Linked DNA regions of Homo sapiens: region 1 is linked to region 2. Evidence: chromatin loops called from intact Hi-C (ENCODE). Cell type or tissue: PC-9. All regions are shown on one strand. Links, peaks and the distances in the headings refer to the core of each region. The heading gives the core; the rest is flanking DNA. Region 1 holds the start of MIR4253 (microRNA 4253). Region 2 has its middle 21 kb from the start of C1QB.

Evidence for each region. Peaks named below come from ENCODE experiments on the same cell type or tissue, not always from the same donor. Only the 100,000 strongest peaks of a DNase experiment are listed, where the experiment ranks them.
Region 1: it touches region 2 in a loop (10-fold over the local background); 6 of 110 quality-filtered maps call a loop at or near these places.

What each region holds. Positions count from the first base shown.
Region 1 is chr1:22,860,809-22,863,308 of GRCh38, forward strand. It overlaps EPHB2 (EPH receptor B2), which reads left to right. Exons shown (of 16, transcript NM_017449.5): 4 at 2,229-2,384. It overlaps MIR4253 (microRNA 4253), which reads right to left and starts at 2,418; the gene lies at 2,351-2,418. In PC-9, for the core only: CTCF peaks have their summits at 1,487 and 1,688; a DNase peak (open chromatin) is centred at 1,223; H3K27ac peaks cover 1,603 bases.
Region 2 is chr1:22,670,095-22,677,733 of GRCh38, forward strand. No RefSeq gene overlaps it. Among named protein-coding and RNA genes, the nearest start is that of C1QB, 21 kb to the left of the region's middle. RefSeq lists enhancers at 7,040-7,562, 7,595-7,639. In PC-9, for the core only: CTCF peaks have their summits at 4,232 (motif pointing right) and 4,435; no DNase peak of the experiment used is centred there.

The DNA of each region.
Region 1 (2,500 bases), core at 1-2,500, 190 kb after region 2:
CAGAGCTGGGGCTGCAGCCTGCATGTCCTGACTGCCCAGAAGCTCTGGGCAGTGCCAAGATGGTGAGGCTGCCCCTTCATCCAGCCATCAGGGAAAGGTCGGTGCCCAAGAGGAAGGCGAGAGGGAGGGCAGGACGACTCAGGGGACCCAGACCCAGTGCAGTAATCCTCATGATTACTTTATGTGGTAGATGCTCTTACCAATGAGAACAATGTAGCTCAGAGAGGTCAAATAACTTGTCTAAGGTCTCTCAGCAAATTGCTTTTGAACCAGATGGCTTAGTACTGCCAGGAACTGTTACAAGTGTTTTTACATAAGTTAAGCAATATAAACTGACAACAACTCTAGGAGGTAGATACTGTTGTCCCATTTTACAGATAAGGAAACAGTTTAAGTGACTTCCCCGAGGCCACACTGCTCACACAGGTGGGTCTGGGTTTGCCAGCAGCCTGCACACTAACCACTATGTTCACTGCCCTCCTGCTTGCATGGCCTCCAAAGCCCATGCTCATTCCACTTAAGGAGGCAGCTCCAAGATGTATTTATGGGCCAGGTGTGGTGGCTTTTGCTTGTAATCCCAGCACTCTGGGAGGCTGAGGCAGGAGGACTGCTTGAGCCCAGGAGTTCAAGACCAGCCTGAGCAACATAGTGAGACCCCCCATCTCTACAAAAATAAAAATAAAATTAATAACAACAACAAAAGAAGTATTTACAGAGCACTTGCTGGGTGCAGATTCTAAGCTAGGCACAGGACAAGCAGCTGTGAGTCAGACATGGCTCTGATCCTGGGGGAGTTGAGAGCATGGCCAGGAGACCCCCAGAAAAATAATTTTGGTGGGTAAGTAAAGCACTCTGAACCCAAGCAATGTTCTGGGCCCCAAGAAAGGCAGGGTCTCTGAGGCCAGAGCTGGTTGAGGGTTGAGGGAGGGTGGTTTGCTAAGACTTGGACTGGGAAGATAAGCCTTGAAGACTAGAGCTGGAAAAAATGAACTAGGGAAATTTATGTTAATTGTTTACATACACAGAAACTAATGTCCAGAGAAGCTGAGTCACTTGCTGAAGAACCCACAGCACCCAGGCATAAAATGTACTCCCGGTGAGGGCCTGGGGGCCTGTGGATGGTTTAGCTGCATTTCATCCCAAGGAGATGAAATGTTTGTTGCAAAGCTGTTTCCTGTCCACCCACTTACCCATTGCACAATCTCTTCCAGGTATCATAGCAGAGCTGGGTTCATGAACCCAGCAGGCTGAAGCTGGGAGAGGGGCAGGGCCTAGACCCTCAGCCTCCTGATTCTCAGCCCAGGGCCAGCAAGAAGAGGAAGGTGGATTTGAATATGTGTGCACACAAGGCAGTTGCCTCTTATAGGCCCTAACCTCATACTCAGAGCTACAGTGGGGGTGGACTCCATATCAGGGATGATGGCCACAGCCCATGGGAGAAGCCAAATGAGGGCCGAGTGCAAGCAGTGCCCTCCTTAGGCTGGCCCTGGTACTGCAGGCCCGCCTTTTATTAATATTTTAATAAATTGATCACATATTCATTGGGCACCTATACTGTGCAAGGCCTTGTGCCATGGGCCTTACGCTTAAGCAGAATACTCACAATGACCCTGCAGAGATGGGCCTTAGAATCCTAATTTTACAAATAAGAAAACTGAGTCTGAGTAGTTAAGCAGCTTGTCTGGGGCTGCACAGCTAGTAAAAGGCCTAGCCAGTACTCAAAGCCAGGTCGGTCTTATTCCAAAAGTAGTGTCCTCCTCTATTCTACCACATCACCTCTCTACACTGCCCTAGGACTTTTCTTCTGCCGTATAATCATCTTAATTGTCTGTAACCCAAGGATCTAGTTCTAAGAATCAGGGCCCAGCCAGACATTATTAAGCAAGACCAGGACCCATGCACACTGCCCCAGACATCTTCAGATGTGCCTCCTAACTAGGTCAGGATTGATTCTAGAGACCATGACACAGCCAAGCTGGGATAGGTGAGGGAAGATTGCTGGGAGCCCTAGACAGCTCACGGACAAGAAACTAGGGAGCCCTGACAGAATTAGAACTCCCACGTTGGGGCCTGGAGACTTCAAACCCTTCAAGAGATGAGATTTTCCAGCAGTGGTGCTGCATGGCCCCTCCGCGAGGCTGTGTGGCCCCTCCGTGAGGCTGCGTGGCTCGTGACCTCTCTGAGTCTTCATCCAGTTTCCTGGTGACTCTCCTTGTCTTCTCTCTCAGGTTGTCCATCTGGGACTTTCAAGGCCAACCAAGGGGATGAGGCCTGTACCCACTGTCCCATCAACAGCCGGACCACTTCTGAAGGGGCCACCAACTGTGTCTGCCGCAATGGCTACTACAGAGCAGACCTGGACCCCCTGGACATGCCCTGCACAAGTAAGTCCTAGGGCCCCTCAAGGGCGATGGCTGGCCGAGTCCCAGGTCTACCTGCAGAAAAGCTCAGAGTGAGGATTGGGTGCCGTCCGGTTACAGCCAGTCTTTCCCTGGTGGGA
Region 2 (7,639 bases), core at 2,679-5,178:
TCTATTGGCTACTATTGTTATGAGCATTCCATGAGCTAGTGTATGTAAAGCACCCACCTGGCACATAGTAGACATAAAATAAAATCTGGCTGTTATAAAGAAACACAAGGCTGGGCACAGTGGCTCACGCCTGTAATTCCAGCACTTCAGGAGGCTGAGGCAAGTGCATTGCTTGAGCCCAGGAGTTCGAGACCAGCCTGGGCAACATAATGGGACCCTATATTTACAAAACATAAAAAAATTAGCTGGGTGTGATGGCACACACCTGTAGTCCCAGCTACTCGGGGGGCTGAGGTGAGAAACTCTGTTGAGCCCAGGAGGTAGAGGCTGCAGTGAGCCATGATCACACCACTGCACTCCAGCCTGGGCAACAGACCAAGACCCTGTCTTAAAACAAAACAAAACAAAAGAACCACACACCCTCCCAGACACATAGTAGGCCCTCAACAAATGTTAGCATCCTCACCTGTGGAATGTGACTATTGGTTGTTGTGAGGTTCAGGTGAGCCACAAGAGGCAAAAATCCTGTGCCCACCTTAGGACAAATTTTTCCTTCTCCCTCCAGCCTGGATTCCAGCCATTCCAACAAGCCCCTGCCTCTGCAGGGCTTGCGGCGGCAGCACGTGAGCCGTGCCACAGGGTGGGTCTGTCTGCAGGCTCCAGGCCTGAGTTAGCATATCTCGGGGCGGGCTCCCCATGCCAGCACAGGTATCCACAGGAGAGACAGCTGGGCCCTCGTTAACAAGGTGTCTCCAGACCTTATTTGGAATACGTCAGCTACTGTGATTAAAGACAGTACATAAATGTCAGCCTCGCCGGGCCCCAGCCCCAGCTGGTTTCCGGGGAAGGAGACCAGAAAAATATGTCTTCATTCCTTCTGTTTTACAGCTTAGGCCATGATGGCTTTATACAGAGCGAGTTCACCGTGGTGGAAACCTGCGCAGGTCCTGCCAGGCGTGGGGAGTGGGAGAACAGTCTCCCATTGAGCCCCCCGCCAGGCCAGGCCTGATTGTCGTGTGACCTGCAGTCACTTCTCCCCTTCAGAGCCTCGGTTTCCTCATCTATAAAATGGGGACATAATATATGTGCCCATGGGTTCTTAAGAAATAAAGATCACCTTTGGAAGCTGCCCAGGGTAGTCCCTCTCCAGGAGCAGGCACTCACTGCAACCAGGAAAACACAAAAAGGGGCACACTGGGGAATGGAGCTGCCCACTTTGTAGACACAGGTGCTCAATGAATGGCCCTTTCCTTGGATCCAAGTGGGGAGAGACTTTGACATTCTCAGTGAAACAACATTGAAAGTAGGTAATTGGGGGCAAAGTAAGGTGCAGGAGCACTGCTCCCAGAGTCACTGACTCACTGTGTGACCTCAGATAAGTGACTCCAGTCTCTGGGACTGGGTTTCCTCATCTGTAAAATCCCTGGCCCGGCCGGGCTCTTCCTTTTGGAGCACTGTGATAAGGCCAATACCTGGCCTCAGTTTCCCAATCTGTAAAATGACGGGACTGGACCAGATGATCTCTGGCTCATCTCAGCTCAGGCACATGGAATTTTTTCCAGGAAGTGAAACAATGGTCAGGACTAGGCTGCGTGGAAAAGGGAGATTTCATGATTAACGCAGGGGCAGAATCCCATGGCAAGAGAAGCCGTTCTGGAGAGTGGGGTTATGTACCTGAGGTCACACAGTGCGTAGGTGACTCTGAGACCAGTGCTCCTGCCATTCCTATGGCAGGAGAAGCCCTTGATGCTGTTGGAGTCCCTCAGGGAGGCAGAAAGATAAACCCAGGGCAGGGAGAGAGCTCACCATGCTGCAACCCGAGCACCAGACAAAGGTAGCCTGGGAGACCTGTCTCCCAGTCCCAATGGCAGGATGAGGGCAGGGGAGGGGACTGGAGATGCCTTTTCACAAATTGCTTCTGAACCTCAGAAAAAGAGAATAGCCTGGCACCAACTTTGCTCCTCCCTTGTTCCAGGTTTTGTTCCAAACACTTTACACATCTTCACTCATTTAATCTCCATGAGGCAAGTGTGACTGTTATGCCCATTTCACAGATCTGGAAAGTGAGGTATAGGGAAGTAATTTGACCGAGTCCTCACAGCTAGCCCACGGCAGAGCTGGGGCATGGACTAAGACAGTCTGGCACTGAAGCCACTCTCTTGAAGTATCAATGATGAAGAGCACCATTTAATGAGCACCTACTATGTAACAGGTGCTGTGCTGGCTTCCTTACAGAATGATCTTCATTAACTGGGACAGCATTCTTACGAGGACGGCACTTTGTTACTCACATTTCATAGAGGAAGAAATGAAGGCCCAGAGAAGTGAAGCACCTGGCCTTGGTCACAGAACTGGAATGTGGCTGAGCTGGGATTCTGACCCAGGGCCCAGGCCCCTTCCATGCCACCAGGCTGGACAGGACCCCCTCTGCAGAAACTCTGAGTAGAGGCTAAAGCAAATGTCAGGAGACAGAACACAGCTATGTCTTGTGTAGAATGGTAGGAAAGTCTGTCAGGTGGTCCCGGGACAAGAAAAGGCATCCAGAACACAGCTGGGTGTTGGGGAGATCCCTATGAAGGATGTCTGGGGGCTTTGAGGGGCTCTGGGGGGCTTCAAGGGGTTCTGGCAAGCTTCACACAGCATCAGAGTCGTGAAGGCAGGTCCTCTGATCGAGGGCCTGCTGTGTCCTGGGCACTGTATTAAGTGCTTTGTATTCATTATTGCTCAATTCTTACCGTGGTAGGAATGGCATAGATCTCATTACTATCATCCCCATTTCATGCATAAGGAACTGAGGCTCACACAGGCTCACACTAGTCCAGGGTCACATAGCTAGCAAGAGCCAAACTCAGGTCCCCCCGTTTAAAAGCCAGTGCCTTTCCAATGGGCCAACCCTTCCTTCCCAGGTTCAAAGTGCTCAAGCCACCCAAACCGCATGGCTCAGGATCTGGTGCACGGCAGGTCCACGGCCTTGCCCCTTCCTAGCTCCATCCCAGGACCCTGAAAGGGTTAACTTCCCTGTGGCCCCAGGTCCGTCCCTGTCAGCCCACCACCCCTGCCCCTGCGTTATGAGGACCAGACCAGCTCTCGCTCCCGGCAGCTGACGAGTTCTCCGCTCAGTGGTTCGCGCTCCAGATATTAAATTACTCATAAAATATTTGACCTGTCCCCAAAGTGGCTGCTGCCTCCTCCCTGTGCCCACTGCTCACTTCACAACAGAAGGTCACACTATTCCATGGGGGAGGGGCCCTTGGAAAATGAACCCAACTTCATCTTGGGGGATCTGGGAGCCCAGGAAGGGGTAAGCTCTGGTAAGGTTGGGATGTTCCAAGGGCAAGGATTCTGTCCCCCATTCTGGGGCCCCCCGGCCTGGCCTGAGCAGAAGACTATGCCCCCAAATCTCCATGCTGCAGGGTACAAAGAGCCCAGAACTGCTGACTGCCCCGAGTCCCTCAGGATAAGGCCAAGGGTGACCTGGAATAGGTTCCCATTGTCTGAGGGACGAGTGGTCTCTCCTCTCCTCCTCCCTCCCCTCCTCAGTTGCCATGGCAACCACAGTGGGGGGTGGGAGGCTGGACCGCTCAGCTCCTGGCCGGGCTACCCGGCATGCTCTGCTTTCACCCAGTTTTCTCCCTCGTTGCCCCTTGGCAGGCAGGGGGTGGGGCAGACCCAGCCCTTTCACGCAGCGGAGGGTTTGCAGCCAAGGAGCATCACCTCCCGTTCCCTGCCTTCACGCAGGAGGTTTTCCGGCATGGCCCCCAGGAATAGGACTTTTCTGAGTATGGTTTATCAGATAATGATTTTGGGGAGGGGTCTCTCTCAAGCCCCCTGGAGTTAATGAAGTCAGTTAAGCCCTGGGATTAGAAGGTCGGGGTCATGGGTACAGCCCATGTTTGCAGAGTAACGCCCCACCCCACCCCTAGCTCCCACCAGCTGTTTCAGAAATGCCTAATGCTGGTCGTCTAGGGAACTAGTGAGAGGGTCTGGACAGGACATGGCAACCTCATCCTGAGTACCCACAGTCACAGTCCCTCAGAGTATATACCCCGCAGCCTGGGCATTGGGAGCCTCCTCTCTTTCTTCCTGCCCCCTCATAGATGACACATTTTTCATAATAGTAGTGTATATATTACTAGTAAGTTCTTATCACCCTGGCCTGGAGTTTCATAAAGTAATACTGAAAGAAACTGGGTTTAGCCTTTGTCGTGGCTCTACTTGGGGTACACTGCCACCAGGTGGCGGTAGGCACTTTCCAACTACTCCCTGAGATTCCAGAAGATGATATTCCACTTTTACATTCCACCACCACAACCTATAAAATGCCATTGCTTTTTTACTTTTATATTAAGATTACAGGACTTTATAAATAGCCAAAGTTAAGGAGGCTTTAAACAAACTCTATGTTTTGGTAGTATAGCATAGCAGACAGCACAAACTCTAGAGCCAAACTGCCTGAGTTCAAATCCTGGCTCAGCCACTTGCTAGCTAGTTAACCTTGGACAAGTTACTTCTCTGTGCTTCAGTTTCTTTATCTGCAAAATGGAGATGATGGAAAGCAACTCCCTCGATGCATTGTTTTAAAGACTCAATGAGTGAATGTACATGAAGCATTTAGAACAGTGCCTGGCACAGAGCATTAAGCTCTTTAGAAATGTTGGTTATCGATATTTAAAGATGAGCATAAGGGAAAAGTTTCAAAAACAGTTCATTTTGAGACCCACGGACATATCTTTCTCTGCTCAATCTTTTATCTGGTGTTTCTAATCTGGTGATTCATTTCAGGGCTGCCCTGCTAGACACCCATCATCTGCCCAGATGCCTCTTCCAGCTCCCTCAACCCCACATTCAAGCCCATATCCTAATGCCTTTACCTCCCGGGTGTCTGTGGGATTGTCCCCTGCACGCCCTGTGCACAGCCACCCTGATCTCATTCCTGAACCACTGCAACTGTCCCCCTGCCTCTTGCCTGCTCCCCTCCAACCATCTTCTCACCGCTGCCACAGTGATTTTTCTAAAACAAAAATATGCCTCTACTCAAATGCCCTCCATAGCTCCCCAGTGACTCAGTATCAAGTCCAGGCTCTTCAGGTAGGTCCGTCTCCTCATCTCCCACTCCAGCTTCATGCCCCCATCTCCACTGTCAGAATGCCATGCCCTGGTTCCAGCTGCCTCCTTGTAGTTCTCCCAAAGCCTTGGGCTCCCAGGCTCTGTAGCCTGGGCAGGGGCTGCCTCCTCTGTCTGCATCTCTTCCTTCCTTCTCCTGCCTGCCCATCTCCTGCCTGCTAAGCCTCAAGATGTAGCCCCTGTCTCCCTTTCCCTGGGAAGCACTTATGATCCCTCCACGGCCTCTGAACCGGGTGCAGACCTTTCTCGGCATGCCCAAAGCCTCTGCATGCTGGAAAGGGGCTGTCTCAGTTTGTTGGTATCACCAGAGATGCCCTGCACACAGCAGGCCCTCAGAGTACCTCTAAGGAATGAATCCAGAATGTCCATTTTGCCAATTCGGCCTACAATGTCCTCTTTCCCATCTTCTCCGTCCCAGCATCTCTTTCTAGGTCTGGCTCAAATATCACCTGTTTAGGAGCCTCCTGGTAACCCGCACGCCCATGTCATCCCTGCATTAACTATTTCACTCTCTCCTCAAAGAGGCAAATGCAATAGGCATGAACTTGACATGTGTGGAATGAATGAACAAATGACCAGGATTATGGTCTAGACCAATGTTTCTCAACCGGGGTTGGCATCCCCCCAGGGGACATTTGACAATGTCTGGAGACCTTTTTGGGGTCACAGGGTTGCTACTGAGATCTGGTGGTGGAGGCCAAGGATGCTGTAACACCTCCTGCAATGCACAGGACCGCCCCCAACCAGAAGTTATCTGCCCTAAATGTCACTTTCTCAAGGCTGAGAAACTGGGCTAGAGCTTGTTGCCTACAAATCTGTCTTCCTAGTACGCAGAGGGCCCCAAGCACTGAGCCTGATCTTATTTCTCCTGATTTTCTCAGTACCCACCGCAGAGCAGGCACGCAACAATTTTTTTTTTTTTGACACGGAATCTCGCTCTGTCACCCAGGTTGCAGTGCAGTGGCACGATCTCGGCTCACTACAACCTCTGCCTCCCGGGTTCAAGCAATTCACCTGCCTCAGCCTCCCGAGTAGCTGGGATCACAGGTGCACGCCGCCACATCCGGTTGATTTGTCTGCATTTTTAGTAGAGGCGGGGTTTCACCGTGTTGGCCAGACTGTTTACGAACTCCTGACCTCAGGCGATCCACCCGCCTCGGCCTCCCAAAGTGCTAGAATTACAGGCATGAGCCACTGCGCCCAGCCAACAGTTTTTCAAAATAAGCTCATGGGTGACATAATTCTTGTCCTTTTCCTCTCCCCAGCTTCCACCTCTCACTAGGAGCTTGGCCTCAAACTATTGTCAAAAGCCCCTTCTGGGACTATTCTTGCTAAGTCCCTCCAGTTTCTGCTGCCCCCAACCTTCCCTTTCTCAGATTCTCCTGGTCCCCACAGCTACGCGGAGTAAACTGGCAGGAAAGGAAGACCACATTTCCAAGATGGCGGGGAGCTTTGCTGGGCTCTGGGGACCCTAGGAGTCAGTCCTGGTTGGTGACTAACTTGCTGTGTGACTTGGCTGAGTCACAGACCTGTCTGGGCCTCCAGCTCTCAGTGAGGTGATGGGGGCGTGTAGACAGACCCTCTCTGGGCCTGCCCCCTCTAAAGGACGGTCCTAGCAGTCCCCCCGACTCCCAGCACCTCTCCCCTGCATGCAACAGTGCTCCCTGGGAAATTCTGGGAGGTGGGAGGGAGACAAGGATTCCCCCGTCTTTCCCCAGCCCGGGTGATCCAGGTGCTCCCGGCTCTGCCGCGCACTGGGGTGCCACCGTCTCCAAGGGCGCCGCTGTCAGCTGTGACCCCTGCGCCCCCAGAGGCGGCCAAACAAGCGGCCTTTGTGGTCTGTGCGTTGGCGGCCCTCGGGGAGCGTCACAAAGGGTGGGAAGAAAGGCCGCCAATCCTCTTAGGGCCAGCCGCCCGCTTTCCCACTGCGGCCCATCTGCTCCTGGGGAGCGGGCATAACCGCCGCCTGGCCCCACGGCGCGCAAAGCAAGCAAAAGCTGCCCGGGAATGAAAGGCAGGGGCCCGGGCCAGCCCAGATCCCCACGGCAAACACAGGCCTGGCCGGGGGCCTGGGAGGGGGCAGGGCTGATCCCCGGGGGAGACCACGGTTAAAAGCGCCGCCCCAGGAGGGGGACCCAGGGCTAATCCCCTCCTGCCCCACGCCTTCCCTTCCCACACCCCTACAAGGGGAAGGGGAAAGGCAGGGAAGGGCTGGGATCAAAGGTCCTTCCTCCTGTGCCAGGCGCTCAGTGGGGCCCTTTCTACGCACCCCTATCTTTTCCTTGAAGCACCCTATTTTACAAAGGGGCTCAGTAAGGCTAAGTCACTTGCCTAGGGTCACCCAGCTGCGATGTGGCAGAGCTGGGATCTCAGCGGGAGGCTGAATCTGAATTCTTTCATCCACGTAGCTGAAGTTTGCTGAGTCTCTCCATTGCCATGGGCTCTACAACCATCTCCATTGCTTACTGCAACTCTTTTAACAGATGGGGAAACTGAGGTCTGTAGGCAGGTGGTG